Regions from separate parts of the Homo sapiens genome. Here region 1 is linked to region 2. A link is an interaction called in ENCODE POLR2A ChIA-PET data of the cell type or tissue named here. Cell type or tissue: PC-9. All regions are shown on one strand. Each heading gives the region's core, and the rest is flanking DNA. Links, peaks and the distances in the headings are about the cores only.

The links. ChIA-PET counts read pairs that join two places held together with the same protein. Peaks named below come from ENCODE experiments on the same cell type or tissue, not always from the same donor. Only the 100,000 strongest peaks of a DNase experiment are listed, where the experiment ranks them.
Region 1: POLR2A ChIA-PET joins it to region 2 with 8 read pairs; 3 of 35 experiments call an interaction of 5 or more read pairs at or near these places.

The regions. Positions count from the first base shown.
Region 1 is chr15:79,364,235-79,368,627 of GRCh38, forward strand. It overlaps a transcript of TMED3 not described here. Among named protein-coding and RNA genes, the nearest start is that of TMED3, 55 kb to the left of the region's middle. In PC-9, for the core only: no CTCF peak of the experiment used is centred there; a DNase peak (open chromatin) is centred at 2,627.
Region 2 is chr15:79,846,916-79,851,308 of GRCh38, forward strand. The region is part of intron 3 of ST20-MTHFS (ST20-MTHFS readthrough); the gene reads right to left. All of the region lies in intron 2 of MTHFS (methenyltetrahydrofolate synthetase), which reads right to left. Among named protein-coding and RNA genes, the nearest start is that of MTHFS, 48 kb to the right of the region's middle. In PC-9, for the core only: CTCF peaks have their summits at 3,039 (motif pointing left) and 3,247; no DNase peak of the experiment used is centred there.

The DNA of each region.
Region 1 (4,393 bases), core at 165-4,164, 480 kb before region 2:
CTCCACCCCCATTCCCCCAGTGTGCATGTGGGCTCTTAGTCCCCTGCGGGCATGTTTAAGCAAGCCCCCTGTGCAAGTTCCCTTATATGCATAAAATATCTGGTGTAAGCACTTGTGGGCCAGGTCGGAGGTTCTCCGGGGGCTCTTTCTTTACTGTCTGCCTAAAGCAAGCTGGCTAACTCCTTTTGATACGGATAGGAGACAGAGAAATACTGGGTAGAAGAGGTCGGTTCCCCAGCAAAGGCCCCACCCCTCGAGCCTGGAGCCCCATGGCCCTAAGTGGGAACAGGCATTTCTGTTTTCATTCCCAAAAAGTTGTCTTTTGGCCTGCCATGCCCCGATCCTGCACCCATATAAACCCTGAACCCCAGGTTCCAGGAGCAGACAAGCAGATGAGGAGATGAAACACGCAGATGAATGGTGGAACGACACAGCAGAGAAAGAGAGAAGAGGAGGAATGTCTGAACACCGAGAGGAGTTCAGCTGGGGGCTGTCAGAGAGGAGTTTGGCCACTGGATGGCCAAACTCTAGGGGCAGATCATCCTCTCACTGCATCCTCCCAGCTCCCCATCCATCCCTCTGAGAGCCACCTCCACCACCCAGTAAAACCCCACATTCATCCTTCAAGCCCATGTGTGACTTGATTCTTCCAGGACACTGGGAAAGAGCTTGGGATACAGAAAGGTGTCACACCGGCCCTCTGCCCTTGCAAAAAGGCAGAGGGTCCATTGAACTGATTAACACTTAAGCTGTCTGCGGATGGCAGGGCTAAAAGGGCACACTGTAATGCATACCCACTTGGTCTCCTGCATCTGTCCCTCTGCATGCTCCCTCTCCCCTCAGGGGTTTGAGCAGCGGAGACGAGGGAACAGGCGATTCACACCCCTGCTGAATGTCCTGAGAGGGGGATCAGGGAACTCTCCTGTTTTGCTTTCAAATACATGGGGATTACACATTGGTTTGAACTAAAAAGACAGGACAGCTCAAAGCAGGGGCCCACAGGTCATAGGTGAATTCAGAGATTTTCTGATTTGTAACTGATTAAAGACGAGAAGCTTTGTCTAAAGACTTGGGGTCAGCAGAAAAGAATGTTAGGTCTGGCTTGTGGACATCACCTCCTCCAGGCCCCTCAGGAAGAAATTTAGAACAAAGAACGGCAGTGCAAACCAAAAAGTATCCGAGACAGGTCTCAATTAATTCAAAAGTTTATTTTGCCAAGGTTAAGGATGTACCCAGGAGACAAGTCTGTGCCTTTCTCCAAAGGTGATTTTGAGGGCTTCAATATTTAAAAGGGGAAAAGCAGACTGGAGGGGAAAGAAGGAGGGTATGGTCACATTACTGAATCCACGTGTTGCAAGAGAAAAGGAGCAGGTAGGGGAACAGTCAATTATGTGTCTGTCTGGTGCTCAGTAAATCAGCACTTTACGTAAGATAAGGTGAACGTAGAGTAGCTATCTGTGGAGATATTTAACCTTTTATCTGTAGCTCTCTGCTTAGGAGCAAAAGAAAAGGCAGCTTCTTGCATGACTCAGCTTTCAGCTTAATTTTTTCCTTTTGGCACAGAGATTTGGGGTTCCAAGTTTTTATTTTCCTTTCACAGCAGCAAGAATCCAGTCCTCTCGGTCCCTCCATATCTGAGGTCTGTGTGCCAGCAGATCCATTTGGTGGGGTCCGAGTTTCTGAAGAACAAGTCAGAGACATATGTTAAGATGTTATCTTGTGTGGAGTCCTAATTAGGGAAAAGGAGTCAGGCTGGCAGGACCAGAGGAAAGCAAAGAGATAAAGCAGACAAGCTATAGGTCTGCCTTTCTTCGTGGTTCAGGACATATAAACAAAAAGAGGGTGAGATAAGCTATAGGTCTGCCTTTCTTTATGACCCAGCACATAGGGCCCTCCTGTGTAGGTAATGTATATAGCTCACAATATCATCAAACACCTAGGTTGATGGAAGAATGCAAGTTACCTTCCTGCTACCTTGGCGTTATCAGTACTGTACACAGCACTCTGCAGCCCAAGAACTATCCTATAAAATCTCCGGGAAGCCTTTGTTTCTTTGCAGTCAGCTGCTCTCTTGCTGATTCTGCCCATTGCTCTCTTGCAACATTATTTTTATATGTTCCTAATGAATCTGCCTTTCTTTATCCACAACTGCCTTGGTAAATTCTTATACCCCTCAGCCACTGGCCCAGATAGTCACCGCTCATCCGCAACATTTAGTTTCTATAGAGAACCAAACATCTCATGATTAACTTCCATGGCTGTTGTTATAAGCTATTACCTTCTTGCTAATCAAATTGCTCCCTTACTTCTCAGGGCGAGCTAGGTGCCTGGAATTTCCCTTGAAGGAACTAAAGATTTTCCTTTATTTCCATGCTTGGTTCGGGGATAGTGCCCAGCAGGCTCCTAAGAGGGGTCCCTGCTCCATCTCACCATTATCCACATCTTTGGAAAAGCTGGCCATTTAGATCCTAAAGCTAAGCTCGTGGTGGCAGCTACTTGAATGTTAGGCACAGAGCCTGGGGATGGCTTCACAAATCTAAAGCTCCAAGGTGACGGTGAATGTCTTATTAGCTGTGTGACTTTGAGGAAGGAGTTGGACTCTTTTTCACTTTTCAGCATTCCAGCAGCCCTTTGTGTATTTAATGTGCTGCACTTTAAGGTGCATTTTTTTTTCTTTCATTAATATACAAGTGACTGGTTTTGACTCATCAGATGGAAACTTCCAAGTCAGTTGCAGAGAATAATGATGGCTAGGTCATTGTTTTCAAAAAGCACAGCACAATCTCAATTCATATTTACCTCAAGTGGAGCTGATTATAAACCAAGTTTCATTTTCTCCTGACCCCAGCTGCTGGGTCCTGAATTAGCTTTTTATTCTTCTTTCCGGGTGAAGGATTTAGGTGGAGACCTAAAGGCATCTTTAACCAAATGCATCTCATATGGTGCCTAACAAAGTCCAATATGATGCAGAACTAAAACAGAGTTGGTCAGCAGGTTACTGGATACTATAGAAAATTGGATTAGTGAAGTGGAAATCACTCCAGCACTCAGGTGGTGTTATCAAATCAAACTTGAAGTCTTCTCACCTGGTGCAGTAGGACCAGCGATCCACACTGGGTTTGCAGTGGGAGAAAGGGAGGTTTTTATTTGTAGGGCACAAAGCAAGGAAGATTGGGAAGCTAATGCTTCAGTCCTGACACCCAAATCCTGGCAGCATCTAACACCTCTTCCTTAAACTCTCCCCTAAAACACCTAATGCAAGCCCAAGTCCTATCATAGGTCTTTTCTAACACTCTCTTGCAGAGGTACCCCACAGTTCCCAGAGCGTGCAAGCTCCCTCAGAGCAAGAAGTAAACCCCACCTGTTCCACCACAGGTGTTCTGGATGGTCTTTGGCTGAGGTGTTGACACTTACATCTCCGAATATGCTGCCAGCAAAGGCTGTTGGACAACCCGATGGGTTGCAGGTACAGGATTTTTAAAGGCAGGGGTAAATTTCAGAAAAGTAGAAGTTACATGTAAAGTAATAAATCAATACGTGGAAATTGCACATTGGTTTTGCCCTAAAGGGTTAAATGTCTTGAAACAGGGTCTTACAGATCAAAGGTAGATTCAAAGATTTTCCGATTTGCAATTTGTTAAGGAAGAGAAGCTTTGTTGAAAAATTTGAGGTCAGTAGAAAAGAATTAGCTCTGTTTGTGAGTATACCTTTATCCAGGCCCCTCAGGAAGTAATTTAGAAGAAAGAATAGTGGTCAGAGCTCAGTCCTCAGCTCCCCATTGCCTGGGGTCTCAGTGCCAGTGGATCCATTTGGTGGGGACCCAGGTTTCTGAAAAACAACTCAGGGACGTATGTTAGGATGTTGTTTTTAGTTTCTATAGGAGAACCAAACATGTGATTCTGGCTTCTTTAGCTATTATTTTAAGTTACTATTACCTTCTTGCTTATCAAGTTCCTTATTTCTTTCTGAGGGCCAGCTAGGTGCCTGGAATTTCCCTTGAAGGAACTCAAGATTTTCCTTTACTTTCATGCTTAGAGCTTATTTTCAAGCTTTCATGCTTTTTTGATCATAATTCCCAATGGATGGTCAGAATCCAACATACTTTGCTGGCAGCAGATTGGAAGTTGGAAGTGTTAATGCTCCAGCCAAAGACCACTGAGAACTCCTTTAGTGAAAAAGGTGGGGTTTGCTTCTTGCTGTGAGGGAGCTTGCACACTGTGGGAATTATGGGGTACCTCTGTAAGATAGTGTTAGAAAGGACCTATGATAGGACTTGGGCTTGTATTCAGTGTTTTTGGGGAAAGTTTAATTAAGGAAGAGATGTTAGATGATGCCAGGAATTGGGGGTTAATTCTATGTTTGGGTATCTTAATAAATCTAATCTAGAAGGAGA
Region 2 (4,393 bases), core at 206-4,205:
GTGCTCTGTAAGGTCCTCTGGAGGACACACAGTCTCTTCCCTTCATGAAATGGCAGTTCAGTTAGTACAAAATATAACCGCATGTAATTTCCATTCCAATGCACGGCAGCAGTCTCTGCCAAATGCCCCAAAAGCAACAGGGACAAATACTAGAGACCCCAGCAGGGGGAGAGCAAACGCTGGGTGGTCAGGGAAGAATTCATGGAAAACTCAACTTGACCTGGATTTTTAAGATGTGTCAGAGTTGGGTCTAAGTATCTTTCAGAAACCAAAAGAAAGGTGGCAAGAGCTGAGTGAGGGAGTAGGGAGTGGGGAGCAGTTTACTCGCTTGGACAGAAGGATCAACCTGAGGAGTAGCAGAAGACATGAGTGTAGAGTTCACCAGGTACAGGCATGGAGATTTGGGGTCAAAGGCACAGAGACCCCCTAGAACACAACAGCAAAAAACCAAATAACCCAATTAAAAACTGGGCAAAAGACTTAAACAGGATGGGCACGGTGGCTCATGCTTGCAATCCCAGCACTTTGGGAGGCAGAGGCGGGCGGATCATGAGGTCAGAAGACAGAGATCATCCTGGCTAACATGGTGAAATCCCGTCTCTACTAAAAATACAAAATATTAGCCAGGCATGGTGGAGGGCGCCTGTAGTCCCAGCTACTCGGGAGGCTGAGACAGGAGAATGGTGTGAACCCGGGAGGTGGAGCTATTGCGCCACTGCACTCCAGCCTGGGCGACAGAGTGAGACTCCGTCTCAAAAAAAAAAAAAAAAAAAAAGACTTAAACAGACATTTGTCCAAAGAAGACATACAAATGGCCAACAGGCATATGAAAATATACTCAACATCACTGATCATCAGGGAAATACAAATCAAAACTTCAATGAAATACCACCCCACATTCATGAGGATGTCCAATATCCAAAAAATAGAAAACCACAAATGTTGGCAAGGATGTGGAGAAATCAGAACCCTTGTACACTGCTGGTGGGGGTGTAAAATAATGCAGCCATTAAAGAAAAGAGTATATGGGTTCCTCAACAAATTAAAAGTAGAACTACCATATGGCCCAGCAATCCCACTTCTGGGTATTTATCCAAAAGGATTGAAGTCAGGGTCTTAAAGAGATATTTGCACTCCCACGTTCATTGCACCATTATTCCCAAGTGCCAAGATATGGAAACAAGTATGCATCGATGGATGAACGAACAAACCAAATGTGGTACATACATTCAATGAATATTATTCAGCCATATCAAAGAAGGAAATTCTGCAATATGCAACCCATGGATAAGCCTGGAAGATATTATGCCAAGTGAAATAAGTCAGCCACAAAAAGACAAATACTTTATGATGCCACTTACATGTGGTATCTAGAGTAGTCAAAATCTTAGGAACAGAATGTAGAATGATGGTTACCAGGCGCAGGAGAAAGGGGGAGACAGAGAGTTGCCATTCAATGGATACAGAGTTTCATTCATGGAAGATGAAAAAGTTCTAGAGATCTGCTGTACAACTGTGCTTACAGTTAACAATACTTTCCCAGACACTTACAACTTTTAGGAGGGTAGATCTCACATTATATGTTATTTACCACAATAAAAAATTTAAAAAAGCAAAGAGACCAAAAGAGAAGCCAAGAGAATAGTCAGGATTCCCACCAGATACAATACACAAGAAAGAAAAGGCAGAAGTTTGGAACATCCACATTTAGGTAGTTGGAGGAAAAGAATGAAGAAATGAAACAGAGATAAGAAAACAACGTTCTCAAATCCCTTGAGCGAGAGTTAATCTACTCCCTCTTTTCTTGTTACTCCCTGTACTTTGATCACAGCTCTCACTGAAGTCTACCTTGTACCACAGTTGATGGTACACGTCTCTGTCTCCCTCACTGGACAGAAAATTTCTTTGAGGGCCATAATTTTTCCAATTCCTCTTTCATCCTTGGATTTTAATAGAATTTTAGGCCAAAGAAACCCTGAAAAATGAATATTTTGCCTGCAGAATGGATCAATCCTAGCATGACATCCTCTATTTTAATAATTCCGAAGTACATAAATTTGGCTCAAAGAGGCAAAAAAATAAAATAAAATAATAAAAATATAACTTTGTATGGCTGCTTTTTCAAAATGAGTTTTACACTTGAGAAGCAAGACGAGAATGGTTTTGGATTCCCAGGTAACTAAGGCTCGGAAACAGCCCTTCCTAGGTGGAGGTCCTTACATCGTACATGCGGTGTTGTTGTTGTAGCCCTGCCCACAGAACTGTTCCTGCTGCTCCCTTCAACCACGGGGATCACAGGTTGCTCCTGGCCTCAGGTCCTTAAGATATACTTCCTAGTCTTCTCCCACTTCTGCTACTTGTTAAATCCAAGTGTTTTCCCTGAAACACATCATGTATTCTTTGCTTGACTTTATTTGTTGTCATCCTTGAAGCTCTTCCTGTGCCTTACCACCATCCCCACATGCATCACCCACCCCACACACACCCCTGGGGCTCCTCACACTTTGGGAACACTATGCTGGATGTTTTTCCTCCTCAAAGGTGACAGCTCAGTGGGGCTTAAAAATCATGCAGAGGCTCAACAAGCTTCCCTCACACACACTGGTCCCACTAATAGAGGTAGACACCAGAGACACCTTCACACACCACAAGGTCAGAATTCAATAGGGGAGACAGAAGAAAAACCTTAGTCCGTGCACAGTTCTGCATATGCCTCTGGCATTGCTCTGTTTTCAAATCGCCAAAGACTCATTAATAGCGTCCACTGACAGTGCAATGTGCAAGAGCCAACCTGCTCTGATTTTAATCCTGTGTGCACTTGCTTCACATTCTGTGTTAGTGGGCACAGAGCTCTCTAGATGTCATAAGATTGTTCTGCAGAGTCATGGTTTGTTGAGTGTTTTTCTCCAGGCTTCGCTACCTTTCCAATGTGATCTTGCATTCCAAAACTACAAAGCTAACCTTTGGAAAACTCACCCAACCCCACATACTGCATTTATTTGCTCAAAAACATCTTCCGTCTTTTCATTTGGTGCTGGCTCTGAAACAGCAGTGCCCTCTGGAGGCAGTCTGATGTGGTGATTAGGGGCATGGGCCCTCAGGCTATTTCTTAGCTGTGTGATCATAGGAAAGCTACTGCAATCTCTGTGCTTCCATTTGTTTTCTCATCCGTAAAATGGAGCTGGTCATGAAAACTGTATTAGATAATGCAACATATCTGTTCACAACAATTGTATTTATTAGGATACCTTTCTATTTTTTTAAAAAGAAATCTCAGGCACTATTTCTTGAACCAGGTAGCAGGGAAAGGGGTATAGTTTCTCCAATATTTCAAGTATTTTTTGACCAGAGCTTTTACAATCTTACCTTAGAACTGGCTCTTACATGTTCTCTCAGCAAAGGGGTTCAGCAGAGCCAAAAAAAGAGGAAGAAAACCAGGGGAGAATGAGGTTATAGAATGCAGATTAGCACATTTTTCCTACAAAAGACCAGAGAGTAAATAATTTAGGCTTTGCAGGCCTTAGGGTCTCTGTTAGAACATAACTCTGCTGTGTAGTATGAAAGCAGCCAAAGACAAATGTAAATGAATGAGTGTGGCTGTGTCCTGATAACATGTTATTTACAAAAACAGGTGGAGGGCCAGATTTGGCCTGTGGGGCTGCAATGTGATAACCCCCATCATAGAACATAAGGAAAGAGAGTTTCAGGGAGAGAGAAGTAGACGCAGTGTCAAATGTGGCAGAATGGACAAGTAAGGTAAGGACACAAAAATATCTATTAGATTTGGCAACTAGGGAATCACCGGGGCAAGGATAATATAAGTGGAGAGATGGGGACAGATGCTGAGCTGCAGAATCTTCGTTGACCAGGAAAAAAGCCTAGGTAGTAGGCCTCGAAAAAAAATGAAGAAGTAAGATTCTATAAATGCCTCTACTTCCTGAGACAGAAGTATTAGGCTCTGAGGATTCAGTTCACCGTACAAAACATTCTTATTAATTCTGGCAGCGAGGTAGCCTGGGCCCCTGACACCTCCTAAGATGTCCTGAACTCAGACTCCCTGTCCTGAGCTTTTCAGAATATAATCAGTTCAGCTAGTGGACTGTCTTTACTGTAATACTGAAAAGAAGGCTGAAAATAAGTGTTAGAGCCCAAGAGGTATGTGGGCACCTTCCTATCTGCACACCTTTGCTCCTGCGACATTGTTTTTCATTCCTGTAAGGGTTTTCTACTCTTTTTGTTAACTTATTTATCATAACAATCATAATATCACAAATCTTAAACTTCCATTGAGTCCTCCCAGTCCATGCAGTTTGGTGTGACCAGCTCTTATCCTATACTGTAAGAATGCCTGTGGTCCATTAAGTAGTAGGAATCCTTCTCCCTTCCTTCTAGG